Linked DNA regions of Homo sapiens: region 1 is linked to region 2. Evidence: read pairs that join two places in POLR2A ChIA-PET (ENCODE). Cell type or tissue: K562. All regions are shown on one strand. Links, peaks and the distances in the headings refer to the core of each region. The heading gives the core; the rest is flanking DNA. Region 1 overlaps AGPAT4 (1-acylglycerol-3-phosphate O-acyltransferase 4). Region 2 overlaps PRKN (parkin RBR E3 ubiquitin protein ligase).

Region 1 (2,911 bases), core at 193-2,692, 170 kb before region 2:
TGTTTGAGCCACTGCATTCCGGCCTGGGTGACAAAGTGAGAGCCTGTCTCAAAAAAAAGAAAAAATAAATAAACGTCAGGGTTAGGACACCTGATTTCACCAGGCAGGGCCATGAGGAGGTCAGGAAATCTCCTTAGAGGAGTGCACACTGAACCACGTCTTCGCCTTCTAGAATTTCCTGAGCAGGGCTCACTCTGGTGCTCCGAGCTCGTGTATTCCGTTCCACCTGCCTGATGCCCTTCCCTCCCCCTTTTCTCCCACTGTTGACTTGCCAAACATGTGTTTATCCTTCCAACCCCTGCTTAAGCCAGCTCCTTCTCCTCCCTGCCTCCCGCTGAACAGTCAGGTGCATCTTTCCCTGTTTCTCATGGCCCCTTCTCTATTAGCCATGAAGCTCACTGTCACAGAATGTGGCCACTTACTGACTGCACGAGTCCATGAGACAAACAACAGAAAAGACCCGGCACAGTCCTGGGCCACATGACGTTGACAAGTGCTATTTCCCTTCGTGTGTATATCTGCCATCCCACGAAGCAGGCTTCCTCAGGAGCTGAGTGTCTTTCACCATCATATCCACAGCTCCCAGCACAGACCTGGCATGAGAGGTGGTTAATAAATATCCATAGAATGAATGAACTGAATGGTCAGTCACATTCACCACACTGCTCCAGGGAAACGCCCGGCTCACGGCTGACTCATGATGGGACCTGTCAGAGGGACGTAGCTGCTACCCTGAGACCGGGTAAGGCATCATCATTAACAAAGCCAACGGAGGGATATTTTACCTTCCACAAATCCAGCTAATCATGTAGTGTTTGTAAGCTACATTTGACATGGGACAAGTCAGTAATTGAGCTCTACCTCTTTTCTAGGAATACATGTTTGTAAGGGGGTTTCCTCCACCTGGTTTTGCCCTCTTTATTCCTTTTCTCTTTCTTTATGAGTGGACCTTCGGCTTCTGACTGCATTTTCCTAGCACAGAGCTGTGAATGCTGCATATCCAAAGAGGCTGGAGAGTGAACAGGCATTGACCTTCACACCTGGGTAGGGGCTCCTGGGCCAGAGACCCAGTTTGCCTGTATGAGCTGTGCAGCCCTGGGAAGACTGCTGACCCCCAGGCTCCCCATCTGTGAAATGGAGATAAGAAGAGTTCCTAGTCGAGGGCTGGTGGTGAGGATTATCCGTAGACCTTTGCCTGGTACATCATCTTAAATGTCGCTGTGGTCATCATTATCATCACTGTGCCATCACCACAGCCTGGGCCCTGGCTCTGGGTTTCTTTTTTTTCAAAGTCACCCTCTTCTGGCTAGCCACCCTCCTTCTATCCTGAGGTTCCAGTCCTCTCAGCCCATAATCATTTATAGAACTTAAAAAAAAATGAGCCTGAATTGGTTGGTCCAAGGTGGGGCCCAGGAAGTCCTTTTTAAAATGCTTCCTAGGTGATCCTCATGTGCAGGCAATGTTGAGAACATGGGTTAGACTCTGCTGCCAGGACCTGAAAAGCGTGATGGAGCTGCAGCCATGGTGGCCAGCTGCCGCGTCTGTCCCTGCCACACAGGGGCTACTTCCCACTGCTGTGTGTGAGCTCCCCAAACCCCAAACTCTTCCACAGCTGGCTCTATACTAGCTCATTCCTTTTTTTTTTCCCCCTCCTCATTATTCTCTCATAGCAAATAAAACTTGGTTTGCTTGTCCCTGGGCAAAGTCCCCAGCCTAGAGTTCCTCCTTCCACATCTTATTGTAAAAACACAGGCTTACTGGGGCTCTTAGGGGCTGAGTTCTCCCCTTCTGACCCACTGCAAGCTCTACCCCACTTCTTCCTTTGCTCAGAAGGTTTGGGTCCGATTATTCTTCAGTCCCACGGGGGAGTGAGACCCTCATAGTGAGGGGCACCCTTTGGGTAGCTTCTTGGGACTTGAACTGGTACATTTCACACGCCTCTTTTGTTTTGAGTTCAAAAGATAACTCCAGTGAAAAAAACCTCTAGGAGAACATGAGGATAACGTCATAAACAGTGCTGATGAAAGATGCCAGCGAGCCGTGAGAGCTGAGGTGGCCAGTCCTTGTCTGCAGGGAATGACCGAGGAAGAGAGGCCAGGAGGAGCAAAGCAAGCCCTGGGCTATTCCAGAGAAAGCGAGGGAAGGCCCACCAAGGCGAGTGACCAGAGGCAGAAGAGACAGACCCAAGCCACCCTCCATCCACCCATCAGACCATCAGAAGAGACAGAGAAGGAAAAAGAGCAAAGGCAGACATATTCTCGGCGGCGGTGGGCGGGGTGTTTCTCACACCTGCCTGCCCCACCCCACCCCACCACCAAGATTCCCAGCCACCTTGGATGCTTAAGGAAGGTGCATTTCCCCCGGTGAGGAAAGCTATATAGAAGCTGCTGAAGACCAGGCTCTCTTTAAAAAGACAAACAACAGGCTGGGCGCAGTAGTTCATGCCTGTAGTCCCAGCCTGGCCAACATGGTGAAACCCTGTCTCTACTAAAAATACAAAAAATTAGCTGGGTGTGGTGGCGGGCACCTGTAATCCCAGTTACTGGGGAGGCTCAGGCAGGAGAATTGCTTGAATCCGGGAGGCAGAAGTTGCAGTGAGCCAAGATCATGCCACTGCACTCTGGCCTGGACAACAGAGCGAGACTCTCTCGAAAAACAAAAACAAACAAGAAAAAGACAACAGTTCAGCCATTGGGGAAGACAGAAGGAATGGAAAGCAGGAGATAAGTCCTAATGTGGCAAAAATTGGAATGAATATAAATAATTAAAAGAATTAGGCACATTTAAAATATCTCTCTGGTCCTCTCCCCCGACCTCCTCTCAAACTTTAACCCTATTATTCCTCTAGAGATGGAGTCCAAATGAGGATTTCAGTGACCCCCACAACATCTTCATTACATCATCTGGTCTT
Region 2 (2,911 bases), core at 88-2,587:
CTCAGGTAGAACTGACCCAAGGATTTTCTATTTCCTTCCAGTTGCTGAAAAATCACTAAACTCATGAGGCAATTTCATAAGTCTATATCTTGTCTGGGTTGCTAGTAATTAGCAATCATTACATGAAATCTGACATGTGAAAGTGAAACACAATTGGAAGACGTTTTGTGACATGGATGTAAAGTATATATTTCTTGAGGGTAGAGTTGTTTCACTGCCACTGTGTTCTACATTTAGGCCTTTGCTGAGGTTGGAAGTATTCAAATAGATAGATAAAGTCACATCATAATCCCATGTATCAAGTGTCATGGAAGAGTACGCAATCAGGCTTTTGATGAATCCCACGTTTCACTTGCAATCTGCAGATTTCCATATGCTGTGGCTCAGCGATTTGCACTGGCTTCTCAAGCAAATCAGTCATGACTCCAGGCGTGACTCCAGACTGAAATCACTCTTGTCGATATACCTGAAAACAGAGGTTTCCAGCACTGGAGAGAAGCTTTGGTGCGGGGATGGGCTCAGAGGGTCCCGACAGAGGGTGACACTTGCATGGTTGCAGAAGGAAGCTCGCTGCAGTCTGAGTGTGTCTCCGTGGAGCTCGGCATTTGGACACAGCTCACACGCATGAGTGATGCTCTTCCACCTGCATCTTCTGGCACTTGCACTGTGGGGGCCTTCCTCAAAGCCGTGCGCCTCCATCTCAGGGCAACATAGGGCAACTTCTTTCTTCTACTCACATTCTGAATGAAATACATTAATAACTGGCTTAAAAGAATCCAATCCTTTATCAAAAGACTCCAGCATTTTTCCTTCCATTGACTGCTACCTGATATTGAGGAAGGTATAAGGTGTCAGATTCCTGCTGGGACTGGCAGAGAGGGGCAGAGGGAGGCAGGACGGGCTGCTGGGGTGGAGAGTGCAGACAGAAGCCTGCCATCCGCCGGAGTCTGTGAGCTTCAGGGTCCACACGAGCCTCATGGAGAGACAGGCGGCTGCTCCGTCCATCTTCGAACCTGGCTGGCATCGCAGATGCCCGTGCCCAGGGCAGCAGCCATAAAGGCCGTGGCACCTTCTTGCATCTCTAAGTGTGTGGCATTGTGGCTGCCTTTGATTGTTTGGCGGTTTGCTGTGTTCTCTGAGTGTTTTTCCACACATCTGAAGGGCGATTCTTTGTCAACTGCTACTGTCTTGCTAAAGAATCAGCAATTCACACATATAATAAAGCTCACAACCAAAAAAAGCACATTCACATTTTTTTTCTTTCATTTTTCTGCCTGAGTACCTCTACCTTGGAAAACCTCCATCTTGTCATATATGGGCAAGCATTCATGTATTTCAAGTCATGTTTTTGCAGGCAGATGACTGTGTAAGTCCTACATGGCCACCCTGCCAGTGTTTCAAGCAGGCCTCTATCATGTGCTGACCTATGGCTAGGGGTCCCTGGTTTCTCCCACCTTCTTCCTGATGGCCAGGCATACATTCCTGCCCTAAGACTGGAAGGCTGGCAGACCAGCTCAGGTCAGCTGGTTCAAGAAGGGGGAAAGTTTTGCTCATGTCCAAGAGATAACGTAAGATGTTCCTGAAGCTAAACTTCTCTTAGACAGGACACCTGCAGATGGCACCTTTGCTAACCTTGATTGTGCCTTGAGATATTCACCTTTCCTTCAGAGTGAATGCTCCTATCACCTATATCACACTTCATATGATGTAAGATACAATTTATATATTCTTGCTCATTTACTCATTTATTCATTTATAGATTTACCCAGCAAATACTGATCAAGTGCTGAGACATGCTAGGTGCTGGGCTAGGTGTGGAATACAATGGTAAACAAGATTGAGAAAGTTCCTGCCCTCAGGGAGCTTATAGTCAGTCATGGGCAAGTAAACAGGTCATTATAACACAGCAGTGCCCTAAGTGCTATTGCTCTATGTGTGGGAAAACAGGCAACCTGGGGAGCCATGGTTAAGAGGGACGGAGAAATAACACGAATGTGGTGAGGCAGGGTGGTATCCCCAGAGCTGAGACCTTGCAATGGCTAGGATGTTGCTAGAAGAAGGAAATGGAAGCAAGTTCCAGAGCTCAGAAAACATTCTGAGATGGAACTAGAAGAACCTGGATGTGAAGCGGGAGGGCCAGGGAGGCCACGGAGATGGCTGCTGGTTTCAGGTTTGGGCCACAAGTAGATCAATGAAGAAAGAGGAATCCAGAAGTTCCAGTCCGAGGGTGTGTGGGAGGAGGGTGAGTTTCAGAGTCATTAATGGGCCTTTTCTTCAGTAATTCAGAATACTCCTAAGTGAGTATGGCCACTTGGATACCTGGAAATATTCATGGCTCCAGGTAGCTACCAAGAGAAGACTTCATTTTAATTCTTGTCAGGAACTGTGAAGGATCCAAGATTTTGCTTTCTTTGCAAGCTAACAAGTTAGTCTGCTCAGTTTTACGGAGGCCAGGAGAAGACCAGAGGTTCCTGGGTCAGAGACAAAGGACCATGCATTATTTACAGCAATATCTTTTTTCCTGTGCTGGTTTCTCAAATCCCAGTTCTCACAGGGTGGTTTGAAATGGACCAGATGGCAGCTGCACATGGCATGGGTTGCATTACAGGTGTGAGGACCCTGACTTTAGGGAATCTGAGTCTTTTATAATGGGCCGTGAGCAGGACTGCCATTGTCAACAGAGGGAGACATTGTCTTTGTTATAAGCAAACTTCCCCTCTGCTGCGGAAAGAGACAGTATCTCTATCTTCCAAGGCTGTTCACTGTACGATTATTATTGTAACTATGTTATGAAACACAGGGCATTAATCCATCCATGAGGGTAGAGTCCTTAGGACCTAATCACTGCCTAAAGGTCCCACCTCTTAACACTATTACACTGACAATTGAAGTTCAACATGAGTTTTGGAGA

What was found. ChIA-PET counts read pairs that join two places held together with the same protein. Peaks named below come from ENCODE experiments on the same cell type or tissue, not always from the same donor. Only the 100,000 strongest peaks of a DNase experiment are listed, where the experiment ranks them.
Region 1: POLR2A ChIA-PET joins it to region 2 with 8 read pairs; 3 of 35 experiments call an interaction of 5 or more read pairs at or near these places.

Annotation. Positions count from the first base shown.
Region 1 is chr6:161,260,839-161,263,749 of GRCh38, forward strand. All of the region lies in intron 1 of AGPAT4 (1-acylglycerol-3-phosphate O-acyltransferase 4), which reads right to left. Among named protein-coding and RNA genes, the nearest start is that of AGPAT4, 12 kb to the right of the region's middle. In K562, for the core only: no CTCF peak of the experiment used is centred there; DNase peaks (open chromatin) are centred at 713 and 1,153.
Region 2 is chr6:161,427,468-161,430,378 of GRCh38, forward strand. All of the region lies in intron 9 of PRKN (parkin RBR E3 ubiquitin protein ligase), which reads right to left. Among named protein-coding and RNA genes, the nearest start is that of AGPAT4, 150 kb to the left of the region's middle. In K562, for the core only: no CTCF peak of the experiment used is centred there; no DNase peak of the experiment used is centred there; H3K27me3 peaks cover 786 bases.